2 separate regions of the Homo sapiens genome follow, and region 1 is linked to region 2. Evidence: chromatin loops called from intact Hi-C (ENCODE). Cell type or tissue: B cell. All regions are shown on one strand. Links, peaks and the distances in the headings refer to the core of each region. The heading gives the core; the rest is flanking DNA.

Region 1 (9,359 bases), core at 1,360-9,359, 180 kb before region 2:
CTTTGGGAGACCAAGGCTACAGGATCACTTGAGCCCAGGAGTTTGAGACCACTCTGGGCAACACAGCAGGACCCTGTCTCTAAAAGAAATGTTTTTTTAATTAGCTGGGCATGGTGGTACTTGCCTATAGTCCCAGCTACTCAGGAGGCTAAGGTGGGAGGATCCCTTGAGCTCAGGAGCTTGAGTTATAGTGAGCCATGATGACGCCACTGCCCTCCAGCCCGGGCAACAGAGCAAGACCTGTCTCTACCAAAGAAAAAAAAAAAAATAGGAGAAGGACTAAGTACAGAGCTTGGCTTGTCATGGTAAGTGCTCAGGGTTGTTAGCTATTATGAGTTTTAAAAATTTTAAGCTGGGCGCGGTGGCTCATGCCTGTAATCCCAACACTTTGGGAGGCCGAGGTGGGCAGATCACTTGAGGTCAGGAGTTTGAGACGAGCCTGGCCAACATGGTGAAACCCCGTCTCTGCTAAAAGATATATAAATATTAGCCGGGCACAGTGGCTCATGCCTATAATCCCAGCACTTTGGGAGGCCGAGGCAAGTGGATCACCTGAGGTCAGGAGTTCGAGACCAGCCTGGCAACATGGTGAAACCCCATGTCTACTAAAAATATAAAACTTAGCCAGATGTGCTGGCATACGCCTGTAATTCCAGCTATTTGGGAGGCTGAGGCAGGAGAATTGCTTGAACCTGGGAGGCAGAGGTTGCAGTGAGCCAAGCTCACACAACTGCACTCCAGCCTGAGTGACAAAGTGAGACTCCATCTCAAAAAACATAAATAATAAAATAGTAAAATAAAAATGTTAACTGACAGAGACAGAGCCTAGAGAGGTGACAATGCAATAACAATGCCAGAATGTTCTGAGAGAGGACAGGCAAACCCAGAGCTGGCCCTGACTCTGCAGCCCTGTACTCCTACGATCTACCTCTGCCCTCTCAGTCCCATCTCCTCAACATCTGTGTGAGGTTAGGCAAGTTATTTAACCCCTCTAAGTCTTAGCCTCCTCTTCTGTGACATGGGCATAGTAGTACCCCTCCAATGGGGTTGGAAAGGTCAGTGAATCCACATGGGTGAGACACCTTGGACAGCTCCTGGCACATAGACACCTCCCAGTAATACTAGCAGGTGTGAGGACTGGGATGACCCCTTCCCATTAAACCAGGCAGTTTCTCCTGGCTCATGCTGGGCGGCCCAAAAGTCCCCTCCTTAGGAAGCCACCTTAGATTCTGCCAACTGTGGTAACTTTGTCTGCACCTCAGTTATAGCTTTTATGACATAAAAATCATATGTTCAGGCTGGGTACGGTGGCTCACACCTATAATCCCAGAACTCTGGGGAGCTGAGGCCTGCAGATCACCTGAGGTTAGGAGTTCGAGACTAGCCTGGACAATATGGCAAAACCCCGTCTCTACTAAAACTACAAAAATTAGCTGGGCATGGTGGCAGCCGCCTGTAATCCCAGCTACTCAGAAGGCTGATGCAGGAGGATATCTTGAACCCAGGAGGTGGAGGCTGCAGTTAGCTGGGATTGTGCCACAGCACTCCAGCCTAGGCAACAAAGTGAGACTCCGTCTCAAAAAAAAAAAAAACAAAAAAACAAAAACCCAAAAAACTATGCATTTATGCTGGGCACAGTGGCTCATGCCTACAATGCCAGTACTTTGGGAGTCTGAGGCAGGAGGATCACTTGAGGCCAGGAGTTCAAGACCAGTCTGGCCAACATAGCAAGACCCTGTTATGTATGCATTCACCCTCCTGCCTCCCCTCCCAGGTCCTGAGCCCCTCAGGGGCAGGGGCCAGGTCTGACTCACCCTGGATCCCAGTAGCTGGCACAGAGATGGGCTCACTGAATGAATAAATGAACAAAAGTATGAATGACTGTCATGCCTGTGCAGACAGATGGTGCCCCATGCCATGACCTTGTTTACCCGACCTGCTGGGGCCCTGCCGTCAGCTGCTGTGTGGTCGGGGAATGCAGACATCCTTAAATACTGCTGAGCAGATTTTCCCGGCTTGCAGGATTGCATCAAGAGTCAGGGCGCAGACTCGAGGCTCAGGCTCCCGACTTCACTGATAACTTTAGGCAAGTTATTAACCTGGCCAACGCTCACTTGACCATTCTGAAGTGAGGGCTTTCTTGGGGTACTGTGAGAAAGAAGTGAGAGGAAGCTTGGTGCCTAGCACAAGTAAATACTTAATCAGTGTTAGGGCCAGGTGCAATGCCATGTACCTGTGACCGCAGCTACTTGGGTGGCCAAGGAGGGAGGGTTGCTTTGGCTTAGGAGTTTGAGACCAACCTGGGCAACATAGCGAGACCCCATCTCAAAAAAGACAATTAGGTACTGTGATTATTAATAATTATTTTTCAATCAACAAGCATTCAGCAGTGCCCAGCTTTTCTGTACCCTCAGAATCTTAAAACAAACAAACAAAAACAAAAAACAAAAAACCACCCATTGGGAAATGTTAGTTTTAGGGTTGAGTATCTCTTATTAAATTAAGGTTCTTTAGAGGCCAAGTGCAGCAGCTCACACCTATAATCCCAGCACTTTGGAAGGCTGAGGTGGGCAGATCACTTGAGGTCAGGAGTTCAAGACTAGCTTGGCCAACATGGTGAAACTCCGTCTCTACTAAAAATACAAAAATCAGCCGGGCGTGGTGGCACACGCCTGTAATCCCAGCTGCTCAGAAGGCTGAGGCAGGAGAATTGCTTGAACCTGGGAGGTGGAGGTTGCAGTGAGCTGATATCGTGCCACTGCACTCCAGCCTGGGTGACGGAATGAGACTCTGTCTCAAAAAATAAAAAATAGGCCGGGCACGGTGGCTCACACCTGTAATCTCAGCAAGGGGGGGCAGATCACCTGAGGTCAGGAGTTCGAGACCAGCCTGACCAACATGGAGAAACCCCGTCTCTACTAAAAATACAAAATTAGCTAGGTGTGGTGGCGCATGCCTGTAATCCCAGCTACTCGGGAGGCTGAGGCAGGAGAATCGCTTGAACCCAGGAGGCAGAGGTTGCTGTGAGTGGAGATCGCACCATTGCATCGCAGCCTGGGCAACAAGAGTGAAACTCCGTCTCAAAAAAAATAAAAAAAATACATAAAAAACAAATGGAGTCCTTTTTTTTTTTTTTGAGGCAGGGCCTCCCTCTGTCACCCAGGCTGGATGGAGTACAGTGGAGTGATCACAGCGACTTCAGCCTTGACCTCTCCAGCTCAAGTGATCCTCCCACCTCGGCCTCCCAAAGTGCTGGGATTGCAGGTGTGAGCTACCTTCTGTAGCCTAAGATTCTTTAATATGGATTTCATGGCAAACCAAATGTATAAACTTGGGCAAGTGACTTAATCTCTCTGAGCCTCAGTTTCCTCTTTTGTGTAAAGAATACATTTCCACAAATGGAAGGAATAATTGTACCAAACCTATAGGATTACTGGGTGGCCTTTGAGACTTAAGAAGGTAGGGGAGCAGATATCTGGGGTAAGTGGCTGGGTGTGGTGGCTCACACCTGTAATCCCAGCATTTTGGAAGGCCGAGGCGGGCAGATCACTTGAGGTCAAGAGTTCAAGACCAGCCTGGGCAACATGGTGAAACCCTGTCTCTAATAAAAATATAAAATTTAGGCCAGGTGCGATGGCTCATGCCTGTAATCCCAGCACTTTGGGAGGCCAAGGCAGGTGGATCACGAGGTCAGGAGTTCAAGATCAGCCAGGCCAACATGGTGAAACCCCATCTCTACTAAAAATACAAAAATTAGCCAGGTGCAATGGCAGGTGTCTGTAATCCCAGCTACTCGGGAGGCTGAGGCAGGACAATCACTTGAACCCAGGTGGCAGAGGTTACAGCGAGCTGAAATCGTGCCAATACACTCCAGCCTGGGCGACGGAGTGCGACTCCATCTCAAAATATATATATACATATATAAAATTTAGCCGGGTGTGATGGCGGTCACCTGTAATCTCAGCTACTTGGGAGGCTGAGGCATGAGAATCACTTGAACCCAGGAAGTGGAGGTTGCAGTGAGCTGAGATCATGCCACTGCACTCCAGCCTGGGTAACAGACTGAGACTCCATCTCAAAAAAAAAAAAAAATGTATGTGGTAAGAGCACTCCAGGCAGAAGGACTAGCCCATGCAAAGGTCCTGAGGCAGGAAGGTGCCCAGTTGTTCAAGAGCAGACACCAGTTAGCTGGAGCAGAGGGAGTGAGATGGGGCGGGGAGAAGACAAAGGTCTCTGCTAGCGGCTCAATCATGCAGGTCCTTGTGGGCTATTGTAAAGACTTTGGCTTTTACCATCTCACTGGATGAGAAGGGGGATTTGGACTGTTTTGAGCCAAGGAGCAACAAGATCTGAAGTTAGTTCCAACAGGATCCTGCCTTCTACTGTGTGGACAGGCTGATGTGAGCAAAGTTGAGAGCAGGCTACTGAGATAGTCCCAGTGAGGTTAATGACTTGGACCAGGGTTGGGGCAGTAGAGGCAGTGAAAGTGGTCAGGTTCTGGAAATGGTCTGAGTATTTGCTGGTGCATTGGAGAGTTTCACGTAATTCTTGTGCAGATTCAGCAAGAGAGTTTGCCGGCATGCTTTGCACAGCCCCTGGTACCCAGTAAGGCGATTATTAGCATTGGTGCTTGCTGGAATCAGATATTCCAGAATATTCTGTCACAGCTCATCGTTGCCCTCTTCTTTTCTGTGGGTAAACTGAGGCAGAAACTCAGGCTGGGTGGAACTCTGCAGCCTCAGCTGGAGACCTCGTCTGGCCAAGGACTGTGGGGACACAGGCCCTCTAGGCTGCCACCTCATGGTCCCAGCAGAGGGCACCAGAACTGCACAGAAAGTCTCACTACCCAAGTGTCTGAGCCAGGCCAGACTGTGCTAGCCAGACCTGCCCGGGGTTCATTCACTGACCTTTATTGAGCACCTACTGTATGCCCAGCCCCAAACCTGGCTCTGCTCATGGAAAGAACTTCAGTGGAAACAGGTCCTGGGATGAACAAGGGCCTGGCCTGGCCTGGTGATGCCACTATTTCCTTAAGAGGAGAGTGGACATTCCGGATTATTGTCGGGGGAGTCTCATTTCTGCTGCTGTAACAAAATACCACAGACTGGGTCATTTAGAAACCATAGAAACTGATTTCGTACTGTTCTAGAGGCTGGGAAGTCCCAGATCAAGGTGCCAGCAGGTTTGGTGTCGTGAGGGCCACTCTCTGCTTCCAAGATGGTCCCTCCTTGCTGTGTCCTCTGGAGGGGAAGACTGCTGTGTCCTCACGCTGCAGAAGGTGGAAGGGCGAGAGATGGCAAACCAGGCTTACAAGCCCTTTGAAAAGGGCCCTCATCCCATCCTGGAGAGCTCTGCCCTATCACATTGGCGATTATGTTTCAATATGTAAATTTTGGGAGATGCATTCAGACCACAGGAGGAAGGGAAAAGAAAGAGCCCCCAGGTTGAAAGCCAGTTTAGGTTTGAGTCCCAGCCTTTCCCCTTGCTGTGTGACCTGGAGTAAATTCCTCAGCCTCTGTGAGTCTCCCATTCCACCCCAGGATTGTTGTGAAAACACAGTAAGGCAAGCGGGTAAGAAAGCACCCAGCAAGGTGTCAAGTGCCCCACCAGGAGGGGTGGGGTGGCAATTTCCAGCATTGCTTGGAACCAGAATAGCAACGTCTTCTGAGGTTCCAGAATTTGGACTCTGAACCCATTGAGAAGAATGAAATCAACTTTGGCGTCAATCAGCCACTGATTGCCATGTGGCCTGGACGAGTCATCTCATTCAACTTCACTTTCAGCCGGACGCTGTGACTCAGGCCTGTAACCCCAGCACTTTGGGAAGCTGAGGTGGGTGGATCGCTTGAGCCCAGGAGTTAGAGACCAGCCTGGGCAACCTAGCGAAACCTCGTCTCTACAAAAAAATACAAAAAATTAGCTAGGCCTGGTGGCGTGTGCCTGTAGTCCCGGCTACTCAGGAGTCTGAGGTGGGAAGATCCACTGAGCCCAGGAGGTTGAGGCTGCACTCCAGCCTGGGCGACAGGAGTGAAACCCTGTCTCAAAAAGTTAAAAAAAAAAAAAAAAAGGAAAATATTTTAGAAAAAGAAAAACAAATTAATTTTTCTCATTTGTAAAATGGGGGTGATTCCAGGGCCTGCTCCAAAGGGAATGAAACAAAGTTCAGGAGCGGTGGCTCATACCTATAATCCCAGTACTTTGGGAGGCCAAGGTAGGAGGATTGCTTCAACCCAGGAGGTTGAGACCAGCTTGGGCCACATAGTGAGACCCCTGTCTCTACAAAAAAAAAAAAAAAAAAATTAGCCTGGCATGGTGGCACATGCCTGTATTCCCTACTCAGGAGGCTGAGACAGGAGGATCACCTGAGCCCAGGAGTTTGATGCTGCAGTGAGCTATGATTACACCACTGCACTCCAGCCCGGGGGACACAGCGAGACCCTGTCTCAAAAAACAAGAGAATGAAGCATCCTGCAGGAGCCCTGGCTCGATGCCTGGTAGCCACTATAAATAAAGAAGAACCAGCAGGCTGTGTGGATGCAAGGCCCAGTGCTCCCCTGTTCTCTGAGGAGGGGGGCATTAAGCACCCTGGGGCCCCACGATGGGCAGCAAGAGTTTGCCGAGGGAGGAAAGCCCACCGGTGGAGTGGGCAGAGGGGTTGGTGTGTGGACTTCTGGAGCCTCAGGAGGAAGGGTGCGGGTTCCCCTGGCTGCAGACGTCCCTGAGGCTGCCCTGCCTCCCCCAGGAGAGACCTTCCTGCCCTACTACACGGGCCGCGCCATTGATGGCATCGTCATCCAGAAAAGCATGGATCAGTTCAGCACGGCTGTCGTCATCGTGTGCCTGCTGGCCATTGGCAGGTAGCTGGCTCAACCCCCACGCCCTGCCCCGCACACCCCGACCTGCACCAGGGAGGGAAGGGAGGGCCTGTTCCTAAGGAAGACAGGGGCCAGGGAGGCCCTGGAAATGCCCCTGGTGGGCCTGTCCCTCAGCTGGTCACCCTGGGAACCGGCTTCCACACTGTCTTAGAGCACCCTAGAACCACACCCTCTGGTCCCTGAAAAGGGCTTCAGTCCTCAGGGTTCCCTGCTCACCCTCCCTGGCTGTTTTCCAAGTAGGAATCTGGTCCCAAACAGAACCGGCTTTGTCTGAGCTGTTCTGGAAGGAAGAGGGTCTGGCTGGCACATTTGGGTCTCTTGTCCCACAACTGTCCCCTTTGCCCTCACCTTGAGGGGGGCTCCCACTGGGAATGAGGGGGACCCCGCAGGGATGCCAGCCCTGGAGTGGGGCTGCGGTGGGGCTCCCAGGCCTGCCGGCAGCGGGAGGGGGCAGCCGGGTGTGGTCACTGGTCTGGAAGGACATCGTGCTATAATATCTCTTATCTGCAATTAGCTCATTTGCCGCAGGTATTCGGGGCGGCATTTTTACCCTCATATTTGCCAGACTGAACATTCGCCTTCGAAACTGTCTCTTCCGCTCACTGGTGTCCCAGGAGACAAGCTTCTTTGATGAGAACCGCACAGGTTGGTCCTTCCAGTGCCCTAGGTGTCCTGGGGGCTGGGCCCCACCCCTGTGGGCTTGCCTGGCACTGAGGAATGAAATGGGCGTGTGGGTGGTCTCAGCCCTCTGTCTTCTCCTCCTGCTGTTAGTTCAGGCTGGGAACACCCTGGGCTTGGCCTGTGTCCTGGGAGCTGGCTTGCTCACTGAGGTTTTGGTGTGGGCTGCGGCCTCTGTGGGGCCCAGGCCAGGCCACCCGAGGTCCCTGCAGGAGCCAAGGCCTTGCTTTCCATTGCCCCATGGAAACCACCAGGTCCAGGACTACCCACGCCTGTGGCCGACAGAGACCCTGCTCCCATGGGGGTCAGCAGGTGAGGGCCAGGGGCCACAACGGGGAAGACGATAGAATATCCACCAAGATCCAAGCTCTGAGAGACACCGGCCTGGGTCGAAGCCCTGGTTCCTCCACTCACGAACTTCACCTCTCTGATCCTCTGTTTTCTTGTCTGTAAAATGGGAACACGGATAGTAGCCACCCCATGGGGTCCTTACACAGCTCTTAGCACAATGTCCAACTTAGGTAAGAAGTGTCTGCGCTTTCCTGCCCGCCACCAGCCAGGTTGTTATTTCCCTAGAAGGGAAGAGGAGTTACCCCCTCTGCCAGTGACAGGGAGGAGACATGGGTTTGAAGTCTGGCTCAGTCACGGACAGGCTGTGTGACTCTACGGGGGCCTTCCTGTTCTGAGCCCCAGCCTCCTCCGCTGTACAGCGGGATGTCATGAAGCTTAAGCAAGATGCTGATGACTGGGATTGGCTCAGAGTAGCCCTCGAGGGGTATCTGCTCTTCTCCCCCACCCCCCAACCCCGCCCACAGGTAGGGAGGCCCGGCTTCCCAGTGTCTGTCTCAGAGGCCCCTTAGCATCCCCCACCGCCACCCCCAAGGCCCGGGTTGCTGTGGTGAGAGCTGAGCCGCGTGTGTTCCAGGGGACCTCATCTCCCGCCTGACCTCGGACACCACCATGGTCAGCGACCTGGTCTCCCAGAACATCAATGTCTTCCTGCGGAACACAGTCAAGGTCACGGGCGTGGTGGTCTTCATGTTCAGCCTCTCATGGCAGCTCTCCTTGGTCACCTTCATGGGCTTCCCCATCATCATGATGGTGTCCAACATCTACGGCAAGTACTACAAGGTAGGCCTGCCCTGTCTCTGCTGGGGACTGTGCACCCTGGCAGCCCCCAAACATCCCCTTAGGAGGGGCTCAGGGGGCCACTAAGGGCTAGTGAAGGACAGGTCTTGAGGCTGTGTTTGCATTCATTCATTCATTTCTTCGCTCATTCAATAAATAATTATTGACCACCTGCTATGTCCCAGGCACTGGGATACATCAGTGAAAAAGACAAGGCCCCTGCCTTCCTGGAACTTGTATCTAGTGTCAGAGACAGATACTAGGTACCAACAGCATAAAGAATGAGAATCCACAATACAGTAAAAGATGGTCAGTGCTAAGGAGAAACATGAAGTGAGCAGAGGGATTGGGAGCATTGGGTGTAGCTGCAATTTTAAATTGGATTTACTGGCTGGGCCCGGTGGCTCATGCCTGTAATCCCAGAACTTTGGGAGGCACAGGCAGGAGGACCACTTGAGCCTAGGAGTTCGAGACAAGATTGGACAATATAGCAAGACCCCATCTCTACAAAAAAAAATTTTTTTTAGTTAGCTGGGCTTGGTGGCGCATGCCTGTGGTCCCAGCTACCTGGGATGCTGAGGTGGAGGATCGCCTGAGCCCAGGAGGTCGAGGCTGTAGTGAGCAATGATCGTGCCACTATACTCTAGCCTGGGTGACACAGCAAGACCCTGTCTCTAA
Region 2 (16,496 bases), core at 8,497-16,496:
GATTACAGGCGTGAGCCACCGTGCCCGGCCTTTCTCTTTAATTTTAACAGCACTTGCCCCAATCACTTGAAAACAATGTGCTGAGAAAAATCACATATTTATTAGCGTGAGCATTTCATTATACCAACATTGTTCCCTTAAATACCAATTGTCAATGACATGTGTAACAGCAGGAGAGTGTGTATCGTTGTATATTGCATGTTAGTGACTACATCAACTGCTTGATTGCAGATGGTTTTTCTCTCCATTAAAAAAACCTCTGGCTGAGCGCGGTGGCTCACGCCTGTAATCCCAGCACTTTGGGAGGCCGAGGCGGGCGGATCACGAGGTCAGGAGATCGAGACCATCCTGGCTAACACGGTGAAACCCCGTCTCTACTAAAAATACAAAAAAATTAGCCGGGTGTGGTGGCGGGCGCCTGTAGTCCCAGCTACTCAAGAGGCTGAGGCAGGAGAATGGCGTGAACCTGGGAGGCGGAGCTTGCAGCGAGCTGAGACGGAGCCACTGCACTCCAGCCTGGGCCACAGAGCGAGACTCCGTCTCAAAACAAAACAAAACAAAAAAAACCTCTCAAGCAATCTAATGGCCCATAACTCTATGAGACCTAATAATGGATACCCGGGGAGAAAACAAGTTAATTCAGACCTGCCAGCCCACAGAATGGGCCTTGGAGACAGAAGACCAGAAGCAGAGTCCTGCCTCCTTTCTTCATGCCTTGGGAACATCATTTTAAACTTGTTTCCCTCATTTCTAAATGGGCGTTTTAAAAAACAAGAGCAACGTTGGTAGCTTCACATTTCTGGGATCCTAGCGACTTAGGTAAGATAATGAATATGGATATAACTACCAAGCACTCTGGCAAATGGAGGAATTCTTATTTTTGATTACCTTTAGCTTTATCATTGTCGTAAGAGCTTGTTCTCGAGCTTGTAGCTGTCCTACCTGGGCAGAAAGTTCCACTAACGTGTTGCTGAGAGTTTCGTTTCTAGCCTACAAGAAAACAACACAGATGATACTGCTTGAGTCCTTTTAAAGCTTTCACTACTCTTGCTAGCCACAATCTGCGCTTACTTCTCTATTTTGTTTTTTCCTTGTTTAACTCGTTAGTAACAAAAAAGAGTTGGTAATGGAGTGGGCTAATAAAGCCTACATTGTTTTAGTAATGAAGTGGCCTAAGAAAGCAGTCATCAAAAAGGAATACAAATATATATTTCTCTATTAATTCTACCATCCTCTCAGTACTTGTATTTGCCCTATTGAATTATGTTGGTGATGCTTGTAAACATGTCTATTTCCTAGTATCTTTTATGTGTAATTTTAGGTTGGGAAGAGGCAAGAAAATGAATGAATGAGAACTGTATTAGTAAGAGATTTCCTTTGTTGAAATAAAGTAGCATTAGTGAATTGTGTGAATTTAAAAAATATTCTTTGTCGAAAGAACTTCATACTGGGGTATTCCTACTCAACAATTATTTAAAAAAACACATAGTGCTATGTCGGATATAATTATTATGTATACAATCTATTTACTAGTTGAGAAAAATAACCATCAGGCTTTTTATTTTTTGAGACTGAGTCTCACTCTGTCGCCCAGGCTGGAGTGCAGTGGTGGGATGACCTCGGCTCACTGCAACCTCTGCCTCCTGGATTCAAGTGATTCTCCTGCTTCAGCCTCTGAAGTAGCTGGGATTACAGGCACACAACACTACGCCTGGCTAATTTTTGTATTTTTAGTAGAAACAGGGTTTCGCCACGTTGGCCGGGCTGGTCTCGAACTCTTGACTTCGGGTGATCTGCCCGCCTTGACCTCCCAAAGTGCTGGGATTACAGGCGAGCCACTGCACCTGGCCTTTTGTTTTTGTTTTTGTTTTAAAGAGATAGGACCTCACTCTGTCACCCAGGCTGGAGTGCAGTGGTGCACTCATAGCTCATAGTAACCTTGAACTCCTGGGCTCAAGCAGTCCTCCCACCTCAGTGTCCCGAGTAGCTGGGACTACAGGTTCTCACCATTATGCCCAGTTAATTTTTATTTTTGTATTTTTTGTAGAGAGGGTCTCGCTATGTTGCCCAGGCTGGTCTTGAACTCCTGGCCTTAAGCGATCCTCCCACCTTGGCCTCCCAAAGTGCTAAGATTACAGGCATCAGCCACTGCACCCAGCCTAATTATTATTATTATTATCATTATTTTTGAGACGGAGTCTCGCTCTGTTGCCAGGCTGGAGTGCAGTGGCGTGGTCTTGGCTCACTACAACCTCTGCCTCCTGGGTTCAAGTGATTCTCCTGCCTCAGCCTCCCAAGTAGCTGGGATTACAGGCACGTGCCACCATGCCCAGCTGATTTTTGTATTTTTAGTAGAGATGGGGTTTCACCATGTTGGTCAGGCTGGTCTCGAACTCCTGACCTCGTGATCCACCCGCCTTGGCCTCCCAAGGTACTGGGATTACAGGCATGAGCCACCGCGCCCGGCCTCCCAGCCTATTTAGACTTTTAAAAAGATATCTTTAGGAGGAAATTTAAATGTGTGTTACTAAGTGAAAAAAGGCAATCTGAAAAGGCTATATACTGTAGGATTCCAAGCATATGACATTGTGGAAAAGGCAAAACTATGGAGGCGGTAAAAAGATTCGTGTGACCAGGGGTGAGGGGGAGGAAGGGATGAAGGGTAGATCACAGAGGATTTTTAGGACAGTGAAACTATTCTGTACATACTATAATATAGTAGAGGATATGTGTCATTACACATCTGTCAAAACCCCATAGAATGTAAACACAAAGAGTGACCCCTAATGTTAACTGTAATCTTTAGGTGACAATGAGGTATCCATGAAGATTCACCAATTATAAGAAATGCACCACCCCGGTGTGGAGGTCGATCGTGGGGAAGGCTGGGTGTGTGGATACAGAGTGTGTATGAGAACTCTCTCTACTTTCTGCTCAATTTTGCTGTGAACCTAAAAATGCACTAAATAAATAAAGTGTATTAGTTAAAAAAGATCTCTTCCACTTTTTCATGCAACATAATCAGTAGATATTCTAGAATAGTTTTTACTTATTTTATAGCTAGAAACTATCTAGAATAGTATTCTTTTAAAAACCATAAAATAAAAATCTATACTATTATGAATAAAGACTCATTATATTACCAAGACGTATATGAAATATCACTAAGAAATAAAAGAATGGGGCCAGGCGCGGTGGCTCACACCTGTAATCCCAGCACTTTGGGAGGCCGAGGCGGGCAGATCACGAGGTCAGGAGATCGAAACCATCCTGGCTAACACGGTGAAACCCCGTCTCTACTAAAATACAAAAAATTAGCCGGGCGTGGTGGCGGGCGCCTGTAGTCCCAGCTACTAGGGAGGCTGAGGCAGGAGAATAGTGTGAACCCGGGAGGCGGAGCTTGCAGTGAGCCGAGGTGGCACCACTGCACTCCAGCCTGGGCGACAGAACGAGACTCCGTCTCAGGAAAAAAAAAAAAAAAGAATGAAGGATATAACAAATAAACAAGCTGGCTTTCTGCACCTCTTATAAGCATGAACTCAAAAAATATCTGATGACTGACCAGTTAGAAGAGAAAACCAAAAAAATCCATCTTTTTTTTTGACAAGGAGTCTCGCTCTTTCCCCCAGGCTGGAGTGCAGTGGTGCGATCTCGGCTCACTGCAACCTCTGCCTCTCAGGTTCAATTGACTCTCCTACCTCAGCCTCCTGAGTAGTTGGGACTACAGGTGCCCACCACCACACCTGGTTAATTTTTGAATTTTTAGTAGAGACGGGGTTTCACCATGTTGGCCAGGCTGATCTCAGACTTTGGACCTCAAGTCACCGCCCACCTCGGCCTCCCAAAGTGCTGGGATTATAGGTGTGAGCCACCATGCCGGGCTCAAAAAACCAGTCTTACAGTTTTTATTCCCAATATGCCACTAACATTATGAGATAAGACACAATAATTGGCTGGGCACAGTGGCTCACACCTGTAATCCCAGCACTTTGGGAGGCTGAGGCGGGCGGATCACCTGAGGTCGGGCGTTGGAGACCAGCCTGGCCAACATGGAGAAACTCCGTCTCTACTAAAAATACAAAATTAGCTGGGCATAGTGGTGCATGCCTGTAATCCCAGCTACTCGGGGGAGTGAGGCAAGAGAATTGTTTGAACCCAGGAGGCAGAGGTTATGGTGAGCCGAGATCGTGCCATTGCACTTCAGCCTGGGCAACAAGAGTGAAACTCCATCTCAAAAAAAACACACAATAATTTAGAAAACATCATTGAGGCTACCAAAACTTGATTATACCCTCTCATCTTTGAGGAAAGCTTTCTAAAATAACTCATTGTTGATTAAATGGTAGATGCTACTAAACCAAATGGCATAACGGTTAAAAAGCGTTGTACTGAAGCTCAATCTCTAAGACAGGATAATGCCGTGCAGCTAACCAAAACTGTAGGAGAAACACAAAACTACAAGGGGTGGATGAGTGTAGATACCTTCGTACACACACGTATGCATTTTTGCATTGGTTGCTTGCTGTTGTTGTTTTTTGTTGAGATGAGGTCTCACTATGTTGCCCAGGCTGGACTTGGACTCCTGGGCCCAAGCAATGTTTCTGCCTCAGCCTCCCCAGAGGCTGGGACTACAGGCGTACACCACTGTGCTTGGCTTACATACGCTTTTTTTTTTTTTTTTTTGTCACCCAGGCTGGGGTGTAGTGGCACAATCACAGCTTACTGCAGCCTTGACCTCCTGGGCTCAAGTGATCCTCCTGCCTCAGCCTCCCAAGTAGCTGGGACCACAGCAGTGCACCCCCACACCCAGCTCATTTTTGTATTTCTTCTTTTTATAGAGACAGGCATTTGCCATGTTGCCAAGCCTGGTCGTGAATTCCTGGGCTCAAGCAATCCTCCCACCTCAGCCTCCCAAACAAAGAGCTGGGATAACAGGCATGAGCCACCAAGCCACTGTGCCCAGCCTCACATGCATTTTTAATGAAACATTTAAATCTAATTTTTCTTTTTTCTTTTTTTTTTTGAGACAGAGTTTCGCTCTTGTTGCCCGGACTGGAGTGCAATGGCGCGATCTTGGCTCACCGCAACCTCCACCTCCCGGGTTCAAACGATTCTCCTGCCTCAGCCTCCTGAGTAGCTGGGACTACAGGCGTGTGCCACCACGCCCGGCTAATTTTGTATTTTTAGTAGAGATGGGGTTTCTCCACGCTGGCCAGGCTGGTCTCGAACTCCTGACCTCAGGTGATCCACCTGCCTCGGCCTCCCAAAGTGTTGGCATTACAGGAGTGAGCCACCGTGCCCGGTCAAATCTAATTTTTCAATAACTGAAACACAAAGGGAATTTGGACTAGTGAAGCTTATCAAAAACTAATCCCAACCTCAAGGTCTTCAGAGAGAAGAGAAGAATGCGTTGCCTTTTGAGCCATTTCCTGAAGCTGTAGTTGGGTCTTTTGGAGAGCTGTTTGGCATTCCATTTGATTGGATTCAAGAGCTTTTACCTTCTTCGTGAGTGACCTGATTATTTCAGTTCTTTTATGTAGTTCACCTGAGGGAAGTTCATCAATAATTTGTAGTCACACCTTCAGCTTAAAAGGCATTATTTTCAAAATGGGTGGTTAAAAGGTAAAAATGTGGTAGAGAATTTTTAAAAAGACAATCTTCTTTTAAAACCTTTTATTATGAAATGCACAATATCACACCTAATCAAGAAACAGAACTGTGAGCAATTGGAAGCCTCTGGAGGTCACTTCCCGAACATAATCACTCCAGTTTCCGCGTTCCCAACCATGACCCTGATCTTAGAGTAATCACTTCCTTGCTTTCCATTACAGTTTTACCAGTGACCGCATGCCTCAAAATTATAGCTTAATTTGAACCATATAAAAATGGAATCATATTCTGACAATTCTTCTGTTTGCTTTTTTTGCTTAAGATAATGATTCTGAGATTCACTCAGTTGTGTGTAACTTGTGTTTGTGCACTAACATTGCTAGGTAATATTCCACTGAATGATTACGCCAAAGCTTATTTCTATTTTTTATTTTATTTTATTTTATTTTATTTTATTTTATTTTATTTTATTTTATTTTATTTTTGAGACAGAGTCTTGCTCTGTTGTCCAGGCTGGAGTGCAGTGGTGCGATCTCGGCTCACTGCAAGCTCTGCCTCCTGGGTTCACGCCATTCTCCTGCCTCAGCCTCCCGAGTAGCTGGGACTACAGGTGCCTGCCACCACGCCTGGCTAATTTTTTTGTATTTTTAGTAGAGACGGGGTTTCACCGTGTTAGCCAGGATGGTCTTGATCTCCTGACCTCGTGATCAGCCCACCTCGGCCTCCCAAAGTGCTGGGATTACAGGCGTGAGCCACCATGCCCGGCCTTCTTTTTTTTTTTTTTCGTTGAGACGGAGCCTCCCTCTGTTGCCCAGGCTGGAGGGCAACGGCACGATCTCGGCTTACTGCAACCTCCACCTCCTGGGTTCAAGCGATTCTTCTGCCTCAGCCTCCCAAGTAGCTGGGATTACGGGCGAGCACCACCATGTCTGGCTATTTTTTTGTATTTTTAGTAGAGATGGGGTTTCACCATATTGGCCAGGATGGTCTTGATCTCCTGACCCCATGATTCATCCTCCTCAGCCTCCCAAAGTGCTGGGATTACAGGCGTGAGCCACCGTACCTGGCCTACCAAAGCTTATTTCTAATATTGATGGTCATTTAGGTTATTTCCACTTTGCAGCTATGATAAACAATGCTGCTCTGAATATTCTTTTACATGCATCTTTTTTTTTTTTTTTTTTTTTTTTTGAGACAGAGTCTCGCTCTGTAGCCCAGGCTGGAGTGCAGTGGTGTGATCTCAGCTCACTGCAACCTCCACCTCCCAAGTTCAAGCAATTCTTCTGCCTTAGCCTCCCAAGTAGCTGGGATTACAGGCATGAGCCAGCACACCCTGCTAATTTTTGTATTTTTAGTAGAGACAGGGTTTCACCATGTTGGCCAGGTTGGCCTCGAACCCTTGACCTCAGGTGATTCGCCTGACTCGGCCTCCCAAAGTGCTAGGATTACAGATGTGAGCCACAGCGCCAGGCCTTTTTACATGCATCTGGGTGCATATTTTCAAGAGTTTCTTGAGAGCCTTGCTTCTCAAAATGTGGTCCCTGGACCAGCAGCGGCAGTGGCATCGCCTAGGATGCCTGTTAGAAATGCAGACCCTTGGGCCCCAGACCTATTGTATCAGAATCTAAATTTTAACAAGACCCTTAGGTGATTCATGTGTCTATTAAAGGGTGAGAATATTCCTAGAAGTGGCTTTGCTGGGCTGTAGGATATGCACACCTTCAGCTTCACTAGATGCTGCCAAATGATTTTGCACACTAGCAGTGACAACTGACTCCCACCAGCAGCGTCTCAGCTTTCCCTTGGTGCCATACTTTACCAACACCTGATAATTTCTGCCAGGCTGGTAAAGGTAAAATAGTATCTCAATTTGGTTTTCATTTGCATTTCCCTAACTACTAATGAGAACAGGAAACTTTTAATATATTTATTGGCCATTCAATTTTCCTCTTTCCATGAGGTGCCTATTCAAATCTTGCTCATTTTAAAATCAAATACTGATGGCTACATATAATGTGGGTTATATATGTTATATGTGTTATCTTTGTTCTTTAACATGTCTATATAAGAGCTATAAGATGTTATACTGCATTTAATGAGCAACCATTTTAAACACTGTGTGTATATACGTGTGTGGGTGTGGTCAGAGTAAAATCAGATGGTCATCAAAGAAACGAAAAAATCATATATTTGGGTTTTTTGTTTGTTTCTTTCTTTGTTTTGACGGAGTCTCGCTCTGTCGCCCAGGATGGAGTGCAGTGGCGCAATCTTGGCTCACTGCAACCTCCACCTCCCAGGTTCAAGCAATTCTCCTGCCTCAGCCTCCTGAGTAGCTGGGACTACAGGCGCCCACCACCATGCCCCGCTAATTTTTGTATTTCTAGTAGAGACGAGGTACACCATGTTGGCTGGGCTGGTATTGAACTCCTGACCTCAAGTGATCCGCCTGCCTCAGCCTCCCAAAGTGCTGGGATTACAGGCATGAGCCACCGCACCCCACCAAAAATGACAGATTTGGATTGTCACATTTACAGAATCCTTTGAGTAATGTTAAGTAAAAAAAGGTTATCTTTCTATTATACAGATCTAGTGTTTTCTCCTCTAATGCATTCTACTAACAATCTAGAGTCAATGGAACATTCAGATTTAGGGCAGCACTAAAGGAATGACAGAATTAAAATATGGTGTCAAATAAACTTTTTGCAACCATTTTTGAGACAGCTATAATTTTTTTTTTTTTTTTTTGGGACAGGGTCTTGTTCTGTCCCACAGGCTGGAGTGCAGTGGCGCAATCTTGGCTCACTGCAACCTCCGCCTCCTGGGTTCAAGCGATTCTCGTGCCTCTGCCTCCCGAGTAGCTGAGATTACAGGTGTGCATCACCATGCCCAGTTAACTTTTTGTATTTTTAGTAGAAATGGGGTTTCACCATGTTGGCCAGGCTGGTCTCTAGTTCCAGAGCTCAAGTGATCCGCCAAAGTGCTGGAATTACAGGTGTGAGCCACTGTGCCTGGCCGGACAGCTATAACTTTAAAAGATGACCATTTTAGGAACTTAAGATCAAGTTCAATACCAAAAGCCTAAAATCTTTCAGTTTAGTTTAAGAGAAATGGCTAGTCATATGGCATCTTCATTCATACTCTTGCTCAAAACTTCAACTTCACCACTGGCGCTCACCCCATGTTGACTGGAGCTCCATCCAGCCCCCTTTCTATACTGAAATACTTTGCTTGTCCTACTTTATTTGTGTGTGTCTGTCCCATTGTGGCTGTTCATAAAGTCCTCCTGTCTCCAATGAGCCTAAACTTGAGGACAACAGGGATTGCAGTCTTTACTTCCTCTCTATCTTCCCTATGAGCCCATCAATGTGTTAGCACACAGAAGTGCATAACTGTTGTCCCTGAATGTATTTCTGACCTTCTAATTTGCTGCAACGTTCTTCCAGTGTCAACACTTTCTGCCGATCCTCTTCCCATGAAAGAAGCTGTTGCTGGTGCACTGCAACCATGTCATTGAGCTCTTTATCTCGATCTTTTAATTCTCCAATGAGCAACTGCAGCTCCTTCCGTTGTTTCTCGATAGTGGAAATCTCAACTTCTGACCCGATGTTCTAAACATAGAAAGCGGTTTCACATCAAAATAGAATGAAATCAATAACAAATCAGCCAAAGTCCATTTTCCAAATAAGTATATCTTCTTTTGCGGCCAATTCTAAGTAGTTCAATTAAGTTTTAATAACATGGCAGCAAAAGATTATGTATACTTAAAACATGTTCAAGTTAAAATCTACCATGCACTCTGCCTCTCTACAATTTTCTGTCATGCCATACGTACCATGCCTAAAAAGTGGGACTGTTTCTAAAACCCACTGGGTAAACAAATAAACCTATTTCTGCACTTTTTCTCCCCCTTTGCCAACAACCCTTTTCTCTGCCAGTCAATAACATTATCCCCTACCTTGCCCCAGCAATTTGAGTAACCAAGTACAGGTAAACATGAAATAGTGGCCAGGCGTGGTGGCTCACGCCTGTAATTCCAGCATTTTGGGAGGTCAAGGTGGGCCGATCACCTGAGGTCAGGAGTTCGAGACCAGCCTGGCCAACGTGGCAAAACCCCATCTCTACTAAAAATACAAAAATTAGCTCAGTGTGGTGGCATGCGCCTGTAATCCCAGCTACTCAAGAGGCTGAGGCAGGAGAACTGCTTGAACCCTGGAGGCAGAGGTTGCAGTGAGCCGAGATCGTGCCATTGCACTCTAGCCTGGGCAACAAGAGCAAAACTCTATCAAAAAAAACCAAACAAAATCACGAAATAGTTACTGTTTAAATGTAAATGATCCTTACTAAACAATGGGAATTTTAGTCTATAAAAAGAAAATTAAGTCTTCCAGTGTTCAATATGCATGACAACTACAACATCTAAGGCATCTATACATACTCAATCTATTAAGGGCAATTTAATATTGTAACTGATCCAAATACAACATACATCATTAAAAAATAAATTATGTAAGGAAATCTTTCACATGTACCCAAAGACAATAGTACGATAAACTCCCATATACTCTGTGCCTGGGTTCTACCATTATTGAGATTTCACTGCGGCTGCTTCAATGTCCTTTTCTTTTCATTATTGGTTAAAAAATACCATTTCACCCTTACATACTTCAGAATGCATCTCTAAAAATGAACATTTCCTATATAACCATGATGCCATTTTTATATCTAACAATATTATCTATTAATACAATAATTTCTTTGAAGTATACAGCATTTTAAAATCTAACAAGTTGGCCTGACCAAATTGTGATCCCAGAATTAGCCACTTAGTGGCTACATAACCTTGGGCAAGTTACTTAACTTCTCTAAGCATTAGTTTCCTCACCTGTAAAACGATAGCAACTGCATTTTAACATCTTGGAGTGGTGAAGATTAAACAAGACAAACTCTGTAAAGTACTGAGCACAAAGCCTGGCCCGTTGTAATCACTCAACAAACATCAGCTCTCATTAACACTGTAAACCACATTTCAAATCATGGTGCTGTCCCTGCCTATGAAATAAACAACTAAAAGTGTTACTTTAATAGAGTTCCACCTTAAAGACAGTAATTAAAGGTTCAACAGAGGCCCTTTGTACCTCCTTACTGCTTTTTGAAAAGTAAGATTTGTAAATAAACAAGAATAATGAGGTTGGGCTCAGTGGCTCACGCCTGTAATCCCAGCACTTTGGAAGGCCGAGGTGGGCAGATCACCTGAGGTCGGGAGTTCGAGACCAGCCTGGCCAACATGGCGAAACCCTGTCTCTACTAAAAACACAAAAATTAGCTCGGCATGGTGGTGGGAGCCTGTAGTCCCAGCTATTTGGGAGGCTGAGGCGGGAGGATTGCTTGAACTCGGGAAGCAGAGGCTGCAGTAAGCCGACATTGCGTCACTGTACTCCAGCCCTGGGGACAGAGCCAGACCCTGTCTCAAAAATAAATAAATAAGAATGATGAATAAATTACAGTTGCTAGTCTTAACAAGGAAAATGGAATTTGGAGTCAAGGGATTTCAAGTCCCAAGGCTTGAATTCCAGTGTTGGGTTAGCCCTTCATTCATGCACTCAACAAATAATTTATTGAGCGCCAGTGGCTGGGCCACAGACCTCCAGGCAAGGAGCACATATTCCACTCCAGGAAAACAGGCAGTAAGCCGAGTACACAAAGGCAGGTCGTCTTACACTGATGGACGCGAACCTTGGGCAAGCCCACTTCCAGACTTTTTGGTACAGTGGAGTTGTGAGAGCTCCTTCCTCTACTCGCCAGGTTGTGTAAATTAAGGACACCCTGAGAGGTAAATGGGAAAGCAGCTCCCCAGACGCCAATCGTCCTCCTTAAACAGTAAGCACCGGGTACGCGCTACTCTGTGGCCCGGGCTGAATAACAAGGTGTTATTGGGTTAAGGAAACGGTCGTGACGCCGTTTTCCTCTAGTGTATTGTTTCACTTTTTTTTTTTTTTTTTTTTTTTGAGACGGAGTCTCGCTCTGTCGCCCAGGCTGGAGTGCAGTGGCGCGATCTCGGCTCACTGCAAGCTCTGCCTCCCGGGTTCACGCCATTCTCCTGCCTCAGCCTCCCGAGTAGCTGGGATTACAGGCGCCCGCCGCCACGCCCGGCTAATTTTTTTTTTTTTATTTTTAGTAGAGACGGGGTTTCACTGTGTTAGCCAGGATGGTCTCGATCTCCTGACCTCGTGATCCGCCCGCCTCCGCCTCCCAAAGCGCTGGGATTACAGGCGTGAGCCACCGCGCCCGGCCTGTTTCACATTTTAAGTAGACACCGTTCTTGAGAAGCAATAGATTTCGACCAATGTGCACCGTTCCCGCGGCGCCCCGCCGCGCCCGGAACCGCTGCTTACCTGGCGCCCGGCAAGGAAGGCTGCCGGAGGGTTCATAGGTGTTTCCTCCGCCCCCGGAGAAGCCCGGTGTGGGCGGCGTCACCTCAGAAACGCCATCGGCGCGCCTGCCCCGAGCGGCGGGGGCGAGCCCGGAGCCCCGGGGCCCCGCGCCCTCGGCCGACCCCCGCCCCGTACTCCAACCGCCTGCCTGGTGCCCACGCGGCGTGCGCCCGCCGGGGCTCGGGGCTCCCCGCCAGGGTTTCCGGGCCGCAGCCCCGCTGCGCTGGTGGGCACTGTTCTTCTGCCTCGGAAACTGGGGGCTCCCAAGTGGCTCAGGCTGCGTATGGACGCTTTTTGCCCACGCCCGAGGCTCCGGCGCTGGAAGGCCTGAAAGAACCGGCTGTTCACCACTACCCAGAGAATGAAGAAGTCAATAAAGGCTGCTGCGCCGCCCCCAGCACTCTGGTTTATGACATTTGAGTTGCTCACTTCCCTATCTTCCATCTTCCCCCTAATAACCGTGAGCTCGGCCGTGCTCGCTCCTGTGTAGCTGGCTCCCAGAACAGGACCTGACACTCGAATGCGTGGAGGCAGAGCCCAGCCCTCGGGGATAACAGTTGCGGGCTACCCTAGCACCTTTGATACTTTAAACCAAGAATCACAGATGAAGAGGGGGAAATTTACTCTTGGGAGCTCCTGAAAAGCAATGAGGAGAACCACGGTACTTTGTCATGACAAAATCTACGATATTCTGGGTTGAATCTAAGCTTTTTCACCTGTTCTTCCATAGTCACCTCTTCATCCCCCTTTCACTCTTCCTAAGATGTGGGAACGGGACTAGGAAAAAATAAGGCTTATCACACTTCAGCCCCGGCTGCCCATCCCTGAATGCTTAACCCATCAGACAGCAACACAATTACTAAATACGGTCGGTCTTACAGGGTTTCAACTTTACTTTTTGGTTGAATATGAAATGCCAAAACATGCCCTTGTGTTCAAAAAATACAATCTGAAAATGGAAAAACAAAATTAAGATTTCTTATTTTGAAGCTTTACTGATAGGCTCATGTTTGGGAGACCAAAGCAATGTCTTAGAATTTAAAATCAAGAAAGCTGGGCGCAGTGGCCTGTAACCCCAGCACTTTGGGAGGCCAATGTAGGAGGATCTGTTGCGTTCAGGAGTTTGAGACCAGCCTGAGCAACATGGTGACACCCACCTCTAAAAAACTTTTTTTTTTTTTTTTTTTGAGATGGAGTCTGGCTCTTGTTGCCTGAGCTGGAGTGCAATGGCACAATCTCGGCTCACTGCAAACTCTGCCTCTGGCCTCAAGCAAATCTCCTGCCTCAGCCTCCCGAGTAGCTGGGATTACAGGTGCCCGCCACCACGCCACCTTTGTTGTATTTTTAGTAGAGATGGGTTTCACTACCTTGGCCAGGCTGGTCGCGAACTCCTGACCTCAGTTGACCCACCCACTTCAGCCTCCCAAAGTGCTGGGATTACAGGTGTGAGCTACCGCACCTGGCCAAAAAATAAATTTTTTTTTAAACTGGGCGTGGTGGTGCACTCCTGTGGTCTCAGCTACTCACGAGGCTGACTTGAGCTGGGAGATGGCGGCTCCAATGAGCTGTGATCATGCCACTGCATTCCAGTCCGATCGAGAGTGAGACCTTGACTCAAAAAAACAAAAATCAGGCCAGACGTGGTGGCTCACGCCTGTAATCCCAGCACTTTGAGAGGCCGAGGAGGATGGATCATGAGATTAGAAGTTTGAGACCAGCCTAGCCAATACAACGAAACCCTGTCTCTACTAAAAATCAAACAAACAAACAAACAAACAAAAACTAGCCACGTGTGGTGGTGCGCACCCATAGTCCCAGCTACTCGGAAGGCTGAGGCAGGAGAATCGCTTGAATGCAGGAGATGGAGGTTACAGTGAGCCAAGACTGCGCCACCTCACTCCAGCCTAGGCAATAGAGGGACACTCCGTATCAAAAAAAAAAAAAAACAAAAAAACACCAACCACCACTACCACCAAAACCCAAAACCAAATAGCCAATAAATACAAAAAGGTGGTCTACTTCCCTGATCATTACAGAAATGCAAAAAAATAAAAATAAATAAATAAATCAACAAAGCAAATTCTGGGTGGGTATTTGCTAAAAACAGTCTAGCAGTAGATGACTGCAGTAAGTTGGTGGTGATGAGATGTAAAGGAATGTGGGTTGAATGTCAATTTTTGAAGTGAGGAGTGTTTTAATTCACGTTTCTTAGGTTTCACCATTGTTAAGACTTGATATTTTTCTAGAAAGTCCTCGAGTGCCATTGTTCACCAGGCAACCATGTGTGACACTCAAGTAAAAATACATGTACAGGCTGGGTGTGGTGGTTCACACCTGTAATCCCAGCACTTTGGGAGGCTGAGGTGGGAGGATAGCTTGAGCTCAGGAGTTTGAGACCAGCCTGGACAACATAGGGAGACCCCCCATCTCTATAAAAAATTTAAAAATTAGCTGGGTATGGTGGCATGTGCCTGTGGTCTCAGCCACTCCAGAAGCTGAAGTGGGAGGATCACTTGAGGCTGGGAGATCAAGGCTGCAGTGAGCTGTGATCATGCCACTGCGTTCCAGCCTGGGCAACAGAGCGAGACTCTGTCTCAAAAATGAATAAAATTGTGTGTATCTAGAATAGTAAGAAATTAGGCTCATTTTGATTATGGTTCATAAATAGTAACTGAGTATAGTAAGAGGATTATGATGGCAAGGTACAAATTAAAAATCTCAAGTTTTTACCTTCGCTCCCCACAGGTTTTCATTAAAACAACAACAACAAAAAAAATTAAAGAGAATACATAACTTTAAAAATATGACAGAGGTGAAAGCTACAAGAATTACACTGCATCTGATTTTATACTCACACAGTCTAATCCAAACTGAAGTTCTGAATGAACTTTTCCCAGTCTCCCTATTTGATTTCCTAGGTAAAGGAATTTAGTAAATAATGAGAACAGGGAACTAAAAGGTAAAATTCATCTTTAAAACAGTAATTTATCAACTTTTAAACTAAGAGTGAGAAAGCTACCACAGACTGGCTTTTATGTAGTAATAAAAAGTTTAAAATCACTTACTGTCAGCATCTGTTTTTAAAAAATGAAATACTTACCAAACTATATGCAAAAAGTATTTGCATTAAAAGTTGCCAGCTTAATCATGGAAAATCTCTTATAAGGCTGCTTAAAGGTTCATGTTTTTTACTAAAAATGGTAGACTGTGAGAATGTGTAAAGTCAATTTTTGAACTACTAGTACTTTTTTTTTTTTTTTTTGGAGACCAGGTTTTACTGTTGCCCAGGCTGGAGTGCAGTGTCGTGATCTCAGTTCACTGCAGCCTCAACCTCCCAGGCTCAAGTGATCCTCCCAACTCAGCCTCCCAAGTAGCTGGGACTGCAGGCGCACGCCACCATGCCTGGCTAATTTTTGTATTTTTTATAGGGACAGGGTCTTGCCATGTTGCCCAGGCTAGTCTTGAACCTGGACTCAAGTGATCCTCCCACCTCGGCTGGGATTATAGCCATGCATCAAAGCAGCTTGGCCCTATTAGTACATTTTAATCAGAGATTAAACTATGTTGCATTTTAAATTTCAGTTTAAAAAAATGATTCACACGTTATACACAAGGACAATTTTAATCCTGCATTTTCCTGGAGTAACATCCACTGCTGGCTATCTATGGATTGTAACTGCATTTGCTAAGAACTGTGAACACAAAGAAACTTTACATGAAGTCACATGTTGATACAGGCACACAGACATCTTTCAGCAGCAACAGACTACATACATAACGCATACCAGATAGTCTCGATGGATAAATCTGCTTCACCAGTAATTCTATTTAGTAAAATCCACAGTTAATGGAGAATTCCATTTTTTAATTTTACATCTTTACTACACATTTTTCTAATACTTTATTTTTAAAAAACACTCATTCAAGATTGTAATTTGCATGGCGATAAACAAGGGTTCCATGGGTTCTAAGTTTCTTAAAAGTGTCCACAGCAACTTAAAACACCACAAGTCTTCTTTCCAATTTGCAGCACCTGACTTAAAGTTTAAATTCATCAAATACATCATTAAAACTGTCATTTTCTCTTGTGAGAAGACATGTTTCAATTGCTATTTCCAGGACTATATATTGAGCATGGGTGTACAGTACTTTTAACTGGTTAGCACAATTTTACTCACATAATTTATAGCCAGAATAAGAACCTCTAGCCTCTCTGAACGGCCTTCCACTCAGAGCAGATGATGACGATAAATGTCTAAAATGTATCTGGGGTACTCCACTTGACATTACCAAACATGCTTCCAAATAATCTTAGAAAATATGATTCTTTAAACATATGCATAATATTCTACCACACAATGCACCATCACTTCTTTAACCATTTCCCAATTGTTCATTTATAACATTTGCAATTTTTTATTATAAATAATATTGTGATGAATACTTTCATCCATA

What was found. Hi-C counts contacts between places; a loop is a spot of excess contacts. Peaks named below come from ENCODE experiments on the same cell type or tissue, not always from the same donor. Only the 100,000 strongest peaks of a DNase experiment are listed, where the experiment ranks them.
Region 1: a loop joins it to region 2, with 13 times the contacts of the local background. A loop is called at or near these places in 8 of 110 quality-filtered maps.

The regions. Positions count from the first base shown.
Region 1 is chr12:122,947,949-122,957,307 of GRCh38, reverse strand. ABCB9 (ATP binding cassette subfamily B member 9) reads left to right here. Exons shown (of 12, transcript NM_019625.4): 3 at 6,743-6,857; 4 at 7,390-7,520; 5 at 8,479-8,684. Among named protein-coding and RNA genes, the nearest start is that of ABCB9, 14 kb to the left of the region's middle. In B cell, for the core only: a CTCF peak has its summit at 4,812 (motif pointing right); a DNase peak (open chromatin) is centred at 4,817.
Region 2 is chr12:122,770,213-122,786,708 of GRCh38, reverse strand. It overlaps DENR (density regulated re-initiation and release factor), which reads right to left. Exons shown (of 8, transcript NM_003677.5): 8 at 15,645-16,496. It overlaps CCDC62 (coiled-coil domain containing 62), which reads right to left and starts at 12,137. Exons shown (of 13, transcript NM_201435.5): 1 at 12,003-12,137; 2 at 9,026-9,218; 3 at 5,379-5,545; 4 at 889-990. The coding sequence starts at 12,038. RefSeq lists silencers at 11,273-11,567, 12,090-12,299 and enhancers at 11,770-11,909, 11,297-11,990. In B cell, for the core only: no CTCF peak of the experiment used is centred there; DNase peaks (open chromatin) are centred at 11,518, 12,158 and 12,408; H3K4me3 peaks cover 1,797 bases; H3K27ac peaks cover 3,335 bases.